Regions from separate parts of the Homo sapiens genome. Here regions 1 and 2 are each linked to region 3. The links are chromatin contacts, found by Hi-C or POLR2A ChIA-PET in ENCODE. All regions are on one chromosome and are shown on one strand. Each heading gives the region's core, a stretch centred on a gene start or an enhancer-like site at or near the end of the contact. The rest is flanking DNA. Distances are from core to core; before and after follow the strand shown.

Region 1 (3,492 bases), core at 304-2,803, 110 kb before region 3:
TCATCTCCACCCCTTTTAGGGTGTCTTACTGCTTGCCAGAAGACAAAACCCTAACAACTCCTTTCCCAGACTCCCCTGCAGCTGGGTTCCATGTGTGGCCTGACTCTCCCCCAAGCAGAGACTTAGCCCTGGAAAGGAGGGAAGGCAGAAGCTGCTACTCATAGTAGGAAGCGATGAGATGCATTCAGAGTTGGCTACACAGCTTTCACAGCCCAGTGCAATACAAAAATGCCAGGCACCTTGTTCAAAAATCAGGAGGAAATACTTTCCCCTTTCTTCTGTGGTCTCTTTATTGACCTGTCATGGTATTTTTAAAATTTGCTATCTAATGTCACGCTTCCTCAGGTGGCAGTGGTCTCTGGGTGGGACCAGAAAGTGGGCAGCTGAACACTCACCCTGGAAACATGGTCAAGGGGTAGGGGACAGAACGGGCTATGGACAGAAGACGCATGGCCCAGAGCACGCACGTTGGACTTGACTTACAAAACGCAAATGCAAAGATACAATCAAGACATTCAAGATGGGCCTGGATCAATCACCCCACCTCAGATGCAAAGGTCCCAGGGACCAGGCCCAAGTTCATGAGCCTAGAATCGGGGGAAGGTGTATTCCACAAGCCAGCAGCATTTTAGTGACTGCCCACATTCTGATAATTCCTCAAGTTCCTAGCTTTAGCAAAAGAAGAATCTCTCCTAAAACCATCCTTTTTTTTTTTTTTTTTTTTTTCAGATGGAGTTTCACTCTTGTTGCCCAGGCCAGAGTGCAATGGTGTGATCTCGGCTCATTGCAACCTCCACCTCCCAGGTGCAAGCGATTCTCCTGCCTCAGCCTCCAGAGTAGCTGGGATTGAAGGCACATGCCACCATGCCTGGCTAATTTTTGTATTTTTAGTAGAGACGGAGTTTCACCATGTTGGCCAGGATGGTATTGAACTCCTGACCTCAGATGATCTGCCCTCTTCAGCCTCCCATAGTGTTGGGATTACAGGCATGAGGCACCACACCTGGTCTCCCCCAGATCACCTTGAAGATCATGCCTGGAACCTCAGCATGGAGTGAGTCTCCTTCCCCGCCTTTCATTGTCAGTGTCAGCACTTGAAATTCTCATCACCCTGTGCTTAAACCAGCTGGAATCATTTCTGCTTTCCGCAAGTGGATCCTGACCTATATAGTCAATTCCTTCCTGCAGCCTGGGCCTGGCTGCAATATGGCTGCCCCACCTACGTCAACCACTTCCTGGGACTTGAACACCGCATGAGGCCGAGCAGATGAGAACCACACGTTCAACCTCCTGGAAACAGTTTCCTGATTTTGTTTTTGTTTATTACCAGAAAAGGAAGTGTCTGAAAACTATGTATTTTCCAGCAGACAAACTGCCTGTAACCTAAACTAGCCTTTAACTTTCCAACCATGGGAAATGTTTCTATATCTGACAGAAACGCTTGAGTTCACTGACTCCCTGAAAGTTTACAGCAGGAAATGAGAAGGGACAGAAACGTAGAGCCCATTGTCATTGGCCCACTTGGTGGGTGGTTCCACATTCTGTCTGACTCTTGGCTGTGGTGGAGGCCGAGTGCTGACAGCCTCAACTGTAAGGCATTCAAAAAGCAAGAAAAATACAAGTGAAATTAACCCATCCCAAAATGTCACTTTGAAATTAGCTGCCTATAAAAACAAGGATCACACCTATAGGCTTAAACGTGGTTGAACAAAACAAACTTGTTTTGTATAAAAGAAATTACCACATCTTGAGATGCTTGGGGTAGGGTTGCTAGGTGGTGCCTGTTATTTTTTCTTGCCCCAAATCACAGCAATGAGAATTTGACATGTCCACTGTTCCTCCCTGTAATGTGGATGTTATCATGCTCTTAAGCTGAGCTCACCTCTTATAATGACAGAACTTCACTCCCATGATTGTGTTATTAGAGTGCAATGGCACGATCTCGGCTCACTGCAACCTCAGCCTCCAAGGCTCAAGTGATTCTCCTGCCTCAGCCTCCCAAGTAGCTGGGATTACAGGCATGTGCCACCACGCCAGGCTAATTTTTTGTATTTAGTAGAGATGGGGTTTCACCACGTTGGTCAGGCTGGTCTCGAACTCCTGACCTCAAGTGATCCACCCACCTCGGCCTCCCAAAGTGCTGAGATTACAGGCGTGAGCCACCGCGCCTGGCCATGTTTTAATGAGAGAAGAAGGCAACGCAACTTCCAATCCAGCACAAAAACTGCCTGACCAAGGGCAGACATTACAAGTTGAGTGGCCCAAGCTTGGGAGGACAGGTAAGTCCAGAAGGAGCTAGATTTAGGAGAGAGGGGAGGAAGGATAAAGGCCACAGGCCACGGGGGATGGTATTTTGTTTATTCACAATTTATTAATTAAAAAAAAATTCCAATAGCTTTTGGGGTACAAGTGGTTTTTGGTTAAAGGGATGAAGTTTATAGTGGTGAATTCTGATTTTTGTTTGTTTGTTTGTTTTTTGAGACGGAGTTTCGCTCTTGTTGCCCAGGCTGGAGTGCAATGGCACAATCTTGGCTCATCGCAACCTCCGCCTCCCGGGTTCAAGTGATTCTCCTGCCTCAGCCTCCAGAGTAGCTGGGATTACAGGTGCCCACCACCATGCCTGGCTAATTTTTGTATTTTCGGTAAAGACAGGGTTTCACCATGTTGACCAGGCTGGTGTTGAACTCCTGACCTCAAGTGATCCACCCGCCTTGGCCTCCCGAAGTGCTGGGATTACAGGCATGAGTCAGCGCAGACAGCCTTGGGTCTTACCTTTAAGAAGCTTCAGTCCAGAGGGAGATTGATCATCATGTAATCATACTGTGCAGAAAAAGTAAAGAGTGCCCTAAAACGGGTTCGTTAAACTACAACTGGCCCACCACCTGTTTTTGTAAATAAAGTTTTACTGGAACTCAGCCCACACATTCATTTACATATCATCTATGGCTGCTTTTAGACTACATCAGACTTGAGTAGTTGCCTATATGGCCTGCAAAGTCTAAAACATTTACTACTGGACCCCTTATAGAAAACATTCACTGACCCCTGGTCTGAAAGAGGAAAATAGGAACCCTAATTTGGACTAGAGTTTAGGAAGACTTCCCTGAGAAAGTGACATTTAAGAGGTATGTGAAAGATGAAGAGGAGGGAGCCAGGCAGAAAGGAGAGAACAAGAGAGATTTTAAGCAGAGGACTCTTAGAAAGGAGACTGGCATATTAAAGCATTCTAAGGACTAAGGCAAACATGACTAAGAGAAAGTAGCTGTTACAGGATTTCTGCCTAATAATGAGTAGTATTACTATTAGTAGCCACGGGAGAAATAGTAGCAGTAGGCTGGCATTGAACAATTACTACGGACCAGGCTGTGTTTGGAGCACTTCAGATACATTAATTCTTTTATACCAAAGAGACTTGTGATTTCAGTATGTTTGGAAATAAGGGGCATGAAACTGCATCTGCAGAGCCTTCACATAAAACTGAGAAAACGTCAG
Region 2 (3,768 bases), core at 674-3,173, 80 kb after region 3:
GGTTACTCCCTGCCCTCAGGGTCTCAGAGAGGCTTCCAGAAGAAGGGGCTACCATGAAGTAATGGAGGAGGGAGCTGGAGAGAAGGGACCTAGAGTCAGAGAAGACAACACTGTGGCTCAGCAGAGCAGACAGGGATGGGGGAGAAGGCAACCATGGGGGCGTTCCCAGAGACGCTTCAGTGAGAAGGAAACTTCTAGCTTGAGGTAGGGGATGGTGAGGAAAGAAATGTGAAAAGGAAGGCTGGTATGATTTCCTGGAGTTCCCTTCCCCTGGCAGTGGGAGCTTCTGGGTTTTAAGCTGGGGCTGGGTGACAGGATCCCATGGGCAACTGAGTCCAGTCCTCACGGCGGCTCTGCCCGCCCTGCCAGGCCTCCTGCCCTGGGTTCCTCAAGCCTGGACTGAAAGAAGTCATGGAGAGGTCTGGCCATGAACGCAGGGCATGAGAGAGGCTGGAGGGTGGCTGTGCAGGAAGATGGAGATGAGAGGGGCATTTTACAGTATAAGGAGGGTGATAGGCAGCAGGGACAGAGGAAGAGGAGAAGGCAAAATGGAAATTGGCATGGGGGTGGGGTCTGAAGGAGCAGGACTCTTGGAAGTGCAGCAGAGGGAGCCTTCCCTAGAAAGAAAGCAAGTCTGCGGTATCAAGATGTGAAGCAGTGACGTCACCCTAGGTGGCCTCGATCTCCTCTATAAAAGGTCAGAGAAAATGGGGAACAAGTTGTACTGTAAGGGAAAGAGCTAGAATAGCCCACATAAGGACAACTGGAGGCACAGACTTATTACGCAGCAATGGAGGATGCCCAGGGAGATTTGGACGCATGACTTTACAGAGTTCAATACCTTGATTTTTTTTTTTTTTTTTTTTTTTTTTTTTTGAGACAGGGTCTCATTTTGTCACCCAGGCTGGAGTGTAGTGGCGTGATCTTGGCTCACTGCAACCTCCGCCTCCCCGGCTCAACCAATTCTTGTGCCTCAGCCTCCCAAGCAGCTGAGACTACAGACTTGCACCACCATGCCCTGATAATTTTTGTGGAGGGTTTGTTTTTTGTTTTTTGTAGAGACAGGGTCTTCCTATGTTGCCCAGGCTGGTCTCGAACTCCTGAGCTCAAATGATCCACTTCAGCCTCCCAAAGTGCTGGGATTACAGGCATGAGCCACCACATCTGGCCAACAGCTTAATTAAAAAAACAATAACAATAAAAAGCTTTTGCCAGATATTAACTAGTATTTTCTTCTTGTTTTATGGGTTTTTACACTGAACTTTCTAATACCTGGAATTTGTTTTGGTGTTTGGCGCGACATGACGGTCCTGAACCAGGGAGGGAGCTGTTTCCCCAGGGGTATCTGGAAACAAGTCAGAAACAAACTTCCACGGGGTAGGAGTCAGGGAAGCTGAATGTCCGGAGTGCACAGCACAAACCTGAGCAAGGAAAGATCATCTTGGCTGTGGTGCCAATGGAACTGCCACTGAGAAACACAATGAGCTGTTTTCTTCCCAACAAGCCAACCGCTAATCCCAGCACCATTTGATTGATGCACCCATTCAATCCTACACGCGACAAGAAATGCTGAGTGTCTCCTCAAAGCCCAGTCCTCTTCCAAGCAGCACTGGTACAAACAAATCAGATGCTCGCATTTGCCCTTTCTCCCGTCGATTTCAAAACCTTCACATAAAAACGCCATTTAAGTGCTCTGAAATTCATAAACAACTTTAAAGGGCTGGCAAATTATTGCTAAGCAGAAGTCTCGTTGGTCCTGATAAGAAGTACTTGTAATAAATGTTTAACAACGCATGCCAATATTAAAGCTAAGTGTTTGTTCTTGTAAAGCAGATTAAACAATATGACCATGTCATGCTGATATCACGGGTTTGCTCAACAAACTCCTGTCTCATAGATACTGGCTCCAGCCAACTTCGGTCTAACCCTGTTGACTGTCACTTGGCATTCCAAATGTATGAGGGTCTTGATTAATGACGTTTCACTGGTTTCACTTATATAACAAGACAATTTCAGGTGTTAATTGTCCTATCTGTTTATACGTGCTAGACTGTGGCTAATTTTTAAAGACGGGCGCTTAGTAATGTGGGCATTGAGTCAATACACAGAAAGTCTAAGCAAACAGCGGAGTTTTCTCGTTAGTTCACTGCCTGTCTCTGGACTGAACATGGTGCATATTACAGCTGTATCACTGTGTCACCCATAAAGAACATGACTCCGAGGCTCGCTGATGAGTGCAACTGTTTCCTGGGCATTATGTCTGCACTAGAGATGAAATATTACTTTACAAAGTCCCCACATCTCTGACCATGGGCATGGAACTTAAACGCTTTAGGTCTGCAAAATGAGCTGGCTGGGCTGAAGCCAGCTGTGGAAACCCCCAGAAGGAGGTATGGGGAGTGCCTATTTTTAGAATTTCCAAAGACACAACAGAAACTACACATTTACCCACAATACGATGGCTCAGGCTAAACCACATTTGGTTGAATGATGTCAATTCAACATGCAGTGACCAGTCTTACCCCCAGAACAGAAGCCTCTTTGGCAGCTGGGTCTCTCCTTTATCAACAAAAATTTAAAGGAAATTACTTAATGCTCAAAAATACAGTTTTCCAGCCAGGCGCGGTGGCTCATGTCTATAATCCCAGCACTTTGGGAGGCTGAGGCAGGCGGATGGAGGTCAGGAGTTCAAGACCAGCCCGACCAACATGGAGAAACCCCATTTCTACTAAAAATACAAAAATTAGCCAGGTGTGGTGGCGCATGCTTGCAGTCCCAGCTTCTCGTGAGACTGAGGCACGAGAATCACCCACGAGGCAGAGGTTGCAGGGAGCTGAGATCATGCCACTGCACTCCGGTCTGGGTGACAGAGTGAGACTCCATCTCAAAAAAAAAAAAAATTTTTAAAAACACAGTTTTCTTGGTCATTACGGATTAAAATCTAAGGTCCCTTACGTTCTAAAACTCTATCATTCTAACTTTCAAAGGAAGTTATTCATACCAAGAATAACTCAATCTCAGCATCACCCTGTACAATACATAATGAACAGTAACAAACAGCTTTCTCTCCTAGCTTTCCTACACTTGTTTAAATCTTTGCAACTAATTAAGGTGTACCTATTTATAAGGCATACCATATTTCCAAAAAGAATTAGACACAACTGTATATTCTCTGAAGATACTAAGAAAAGGTCTGGATTTGCCCAGTTAGGAGTTTCTTCCTCAATTTCTTGCTTTTAGAAAAGCTCAAATAAGGCCGGGCGCAGGGGCTCACGCCTGTAATCCCAGCACTCTGGGAGGCCAAGGTGGGCGGATCACCTGAAGTCAGGAGTTCGAGACCAGCCCAACCAATATGGAGAAACCCTACCTCTACTAAAAATACAAAATTAGCTGGGCGCGGTGGCGGACACCTGTAATCCCAACTACTGGGAAGGCTGAGACAGGAGAATCACTTGAACCTGGGAGGCGGAGGTTGCGGTGAGGTGAGATCACACCATTGCACTCCAGCTGGGGCAACAAGAGCGAAACTCAGTCTCAAAAAAAAAAAGAAAAAGAAAAGCTCAAAAAACTACATGCCCATTTTTGTCTCTTTTATCTTTTTTCTTTTTTTTTTTTCCAAAAGCAACAGGAAAGTTTTCAATTGGCCCCAGTACTACCACCTGCCACAAGATATCAAGAACTGGGAAACCAGGGACCTGCTCTGTGACATGGATGAGTCTCACGTCTGCAATGGTAACATCAGGGCCAAAACAACCACCCTACTTCAAG
Region 3 (3,908 bases), core at 1,225-3,724:
GCATGTATTAAATAGGTATTTTTATGCTATAGGTAATTTGTTGTCCCAAATCCACACTTCCCATTTCAGCTAATATTGACATTTGCTGAATACTCCTCAGGGTCTACAGAGAACCAACATTCTGCTGTTAGAACAGACAGAAAAATCACAGTCCCAGTGACTCCTCAGAACAGACTGCATCTTTCTGAGGACAAAAGCCCCTTGTAGGATCCACAAGAAGTGATTCCAGTTACGTGACACCTTTCTTCTGGGATCTGTGGCATTGCAATGATGAGCTGAGCTCGCTGCAGGCATTGATTTGAAAAGGATTCAAGGATGACTTTGGAGTCAACCCAATAAAATCAAACTCAAATCAACAAAAGTACAAATCAACTCAGGCTGTCTCTGCCACAGGCCAACTCCCAGGTCCATGTTAGCTGTTAGAGGACAGTCCATGAAATAAGTCATCAAATTATAAGCCTTGTGAATTGATCAATAAGGTCACTCAATTTTATGAATTAGAGGCTGGAAGAAGTGTGGGGTAGTTCATTTGAAATAATCCATGTATTCCTGGAAGAGTTCACATAAATCAAAATTTTCCATATAAAAGAGGAAACCCGATAAAGAGACCTTGAGGAGAAGCCTATTTTAATGAAAAAATTTAGCTCCTAAAATGATGAGAACATATGAACATAATGCGAGGGACAGCTGACACCGGGGCCTCCTTCAGGGTGGAGGATGGGAGGAGGAAGGGGATCAGAAGAAATCACTATTGGTTACTAGGCTTAGTAGTTGGGTGATGAAATAATCTGTACAACAAACCCCCATGACATGAGTTTACCTATATCACAAACTTACACATGTACCCCTGAACCTAAAATAAAAGGTGTTTTTTTTCTTTTAATTAGCTCCTAAATTTCTCCTTTTGCCCAGTTTTGTTTTATGTGTGAATTTTTTTATTTTTACATTTTTAGAGACAGGATCTCATTCTGTCACCCACGCTGGGGTGTAGTGGTGCGATCATGGCTCACTGCAGCCTCAAACTCCTGGGCTCAAGTGATCCTCCCTTCTCAGCCTCCCAAGTAGCTGAGACTACAGGCATGAACCACAGTGCCTGGTAATGCATGAAATGTTTTAAAAGTGGGCCCCTCGGGGCTGTAAGCCTCTGGCTCACTGCCTGTAACACAAAGATTAAACTGAGAGAGACCCCAAATTCCACGGCTCTGCTTCATTGCTGCCTTTTTATAAAATCTTGTAACAGAGAAGCTGGCATTTTGGCTGGGCTACAAAGAAGGAGTTTACTCAGCAGATAGTTGTACTAGGGTTCTCCAGAAAAACAGAACTAATAGTGTCTGTACGTGTGTGTGTGTGTGTGTGTGCACGCGCACACATGCACACGTGGGTACATGGTGCATGATTTATCATAAGCAATTATAAGAGACTGACAAGTCCCCGCCAGGTGCAGTGGCTCATGCCTGTAGTCCCAGCACTTTGGGAGACCGAGGCAGGCAGATCACGAGGTCAGGAGATCAAGACCATCCTGGCTAACACAGTGAAACCCCATCTCTACTAAAAATACAAAAAATTAGCCAGGTGTGGTGGTGGGCACCTGTAGTCCCAGCTACTCCAGAGGCTGAGGCAGGAGAATGGCCAGAACCTGGGAGGCGGAGCTTGCAGTGAGCTGGGATCGTGCCACTGTACTCCAGCCTGGGTGACAGAGCGAGACTCTGTCTCAAAAAAAAAAAAAGAGACTGGCAAGTCCCAAGACTCATAGAATTAATAGCATGTGTACGTGTGTGTGTGCACTGCATGGGTGCTTCATTTATTGTACAAAATTATAAGATGCTGGCAAATCCCAAGACCTGTAGCGTACGTCAACAAGCTGGAGACGAGACTCTCTGCTAATCTTGTGGCACTCTGCCGTGGTCCCTGGGAAGGAAACTGCCTTCAAATCAGGCCGTCTGGGTGACATGGTAGCCAGAGCCTGGGATGGACACCAAAGACTCACTCTGGGCTGAATTTGGCTCTGTTAAGCGAACAGCGCTGCTACAAGAGACAGACGCATACTCACAGGGCTATCAGGTCTTAAGCCCTAGTTAATATGCTGGGAAAAAAATAATATGACATCTTGGCATATTTAGCAATTTTCTTCTGAAAGTTCCAACCCTCCCTTATCGGTGACCCTGTTTGAACTCATGACTCCTCGAGAAAACGTTAACATTTCCTGTTTGCAGATAAAGAAGCTGAATTAGAGTTTTGAGCGGTGTGGCAGAGACGCCACAATCTGGTAGTCACAATCGAAGCCCCACCCTCCCTTCCAGGACTCCCAAAGCACCTACAGGCCCAACGAGCAGTGCCTCTGCAGCCTGCAGACCCACCGGCTCCCTGTGACCAGCCCTCCCCTCTCCTCCACCTGGGACAGGCAGGTGGCAGCAGACACATTTGCAGCTGGGGCCACCTCGCCACTGAACCTGGGGCCCAAGCTTCACCACCATTGTGCTGCCTGTTTCTACTCCCTCCCCCACGACAGGGGGCACGAGGAGCTCCACAACCAGAAAGAATCCCCAGGAAGCTCTGACCATCCCAGGAGCCACCACTGGCCACAGTCCTTCTGCTCCCCAGGGACAGCCGAGAGGCAGCCACGTCTCTCTACCCCAGGAGCTCCTCCTCCCCTAGCTCGGTCTCACTCACTCGCTGTAATAATCTGCCTTAGCCATGTTCGCTAAAAATACACTTCGCCTCTCGGTTACACTTACTAATGCATTCTATTTCAGGCCCGTGTGCATTCTTGCTTAGAAATACCCGTATGGGGAGCGGTGAAAACATGCAAGACGTGAAGGCGACTTTCCTTCCCGAAAGCCTCCTCTCTGTCCGGCTGTGCTCAGCACACCAATCTGAAAAGCAAATCTTTCCACACCAGATGGTAATCGGTGACATTACAGAAAAGGCCTGGGGTAGGAGGAGAAGGGAAGAAGCCAGTAAGGGCAGAGATTTCTGCGGGGCACACCATGAGGTACCCCTGCTTCCTGGTCATCACACCTGCCCTCCCATGACACGCCCAGCCCAGCCCCACCCCCTCCCCCCCAGAGTCACTGTGCCCACAGGAGCAGCTGCAGAGTGGCCTCTCCACTGGAGTCACATGCCACATGTTAGAAACCTGGAGAACATCTCAAGAGAGCCACAAGCTAGGCTCTCCTCCACGAGCTGCCCCCTGGAAGACACTTTCCACATCTGAGGCCAGGGGACGTCATCGCTTCCACTGCTGAGTGGTCCCCGTGAATGAGCTCACCCTCCCCGCAGCTATTTCCCTGCCTGGCTTCCACCATCTTGGAAGAACAAGTAAGCTCAGCTGCCAGTGGCTCCCTGACTTGGCTGGTGTTTCCAAGAACTTCTGCTCTCTCCTATAATTAAGGAGGATAATGACAGCTCTCCATCTCCGATCTCTGCCTTCCTGCAGGGAAGGAGGCAGAAGAACGATTGTGTGATCCCTGTTTAAAGTCCTTAATCATGTTTCTTCTTCCTGTTTTAGCCCAGGATCTCCTGTAATTGGCCCTCCTCCCTCCAAACACAGAGTTCACGCGTTTTCCTGTATCTGGAGGTGAAACACGAAGAGAGATGGCGACTTGGTGTTGCCAGCCGCAGAGCAGGCGGGGCCGGAAGCAGGGATTGCAATGCCCGGTGGGAAGCTGAAAGCAGGGAGGAGGCTGAGCCGGAGCTCAGAGCCCAGCTGGTGCATATTTATGTCTTCCTTATTGCAAAGCTCATGGGTGACAGACACTTGGATGCGCGCAGTGAAGCATTTGGAACGCCACCCAAGCCTGCCTTCTACGAGTCCAGGATTGTGGCTGCGGGCACCAACCTCACACCCCCATGAAGTCACCGGGTCACCAGCTATAAAATCAGCTCATTAAGAAAATTAAAACTGGAGG

Evidence for each region. Hi-C counts contacts between places; a loop is a spot of excess contacts on that map. ChIA-PET counts read pairs that join two places held with the same protein, here RNA polymerase II (POLR2A). Pooled maps may share reads with other maps.
Region 1: a loop to region 3 is called in a pooled map, with 3 times the contacts of the local background. The contact joins two enhancer-like sites. A Hi-C loop is called at or near these places in 1 of 168 maps with a recorded cell type or tissue (naive thymus-derived CD4-positive, alpha-beta T cell), 4 of 37 single-sample maps with no recorded cell type and 9 of 50 pooled maps. POLR2A ChIA-PET finds 5 or more read pairs at or near these places in 4 of 52 experiments (CD4-positive, alpha-beta T cell, SK-N-SH, activated T-cell and 1 more).
Region 2: a pooled map shows a loop between it and region 3 (3-fold over the local background). The contact joins two enhancer-like sites. A Hi-C loop is called at or near these places in 1 of 168 maps with a recorded cell type or tissue (aorta), 1 of 37 single-sample maps with no recorded cell type and 6 of 50 pooled maps. POLR2A ChIA-PET finds 5 or more read pairs at or near these places in 3 of 52 experiments (HCT116, HEK293 and activated T-cell).

What each region holds. Positions count from the first base shown.
Region 1 is chr10:12,592,577-12,596,068 of GRCh38, reverse strand. All of the region lies in intron 2 of CAMK1D (calcium/calmodulin dependent protein kinase ID), which reads right to left. Among named protein-coding and RNA genes, the nearest start is that of MIR4480, 16 kb to the right of the region's middle. Within about 2 kb of position 1,553, at least 4 of the 41 ENCODE cell types and tissues checked have a DNase peak (open chromatin) inside an H3K27ac peak, as active enhancers do.
Region 2 is chr10:12,403,831-12,407,598 of GRCh38, reverse strand. All of the region lies in intron 1 of CAMK1D (calcium/calmodulin dependent protein kinase ID), which reads right to left. Among named protein-coding and RNA genes, the nearest start is that of CAMK1D, 56 kb to the right of the region's middle. RefSeq lists an enhancer at 2,292-2,401 and a silencer at 2,532-2,581. Within about 2 kb of position 1,923, at least 3 of the 41 ENCODE cell types and tissues checked have a DNase peak (open chromatin) inside an H3K27ac peak, as active enhancers do.
Region 3 is chr10:12,483,982-12,487,889 of GRCh38, reverse strand. The region is part of intron 1 of CAMK1D (calcium/calmodulin dependent protein kinase ID); the gene reads right to left. Among named protein-coding and RNA genes, the nearest start is that of MIR4480, 93 kb to the left of the region's middle. RefSeq lists enhancers at 2,472-2,731, 2,782-2,831. Within about 2 kb of position 2,474, at least 16 of the 41 ENCODE cell types and tissues checked have a DNase peak (open chromatin) inside an H3K27ac peak, as active enhancers do.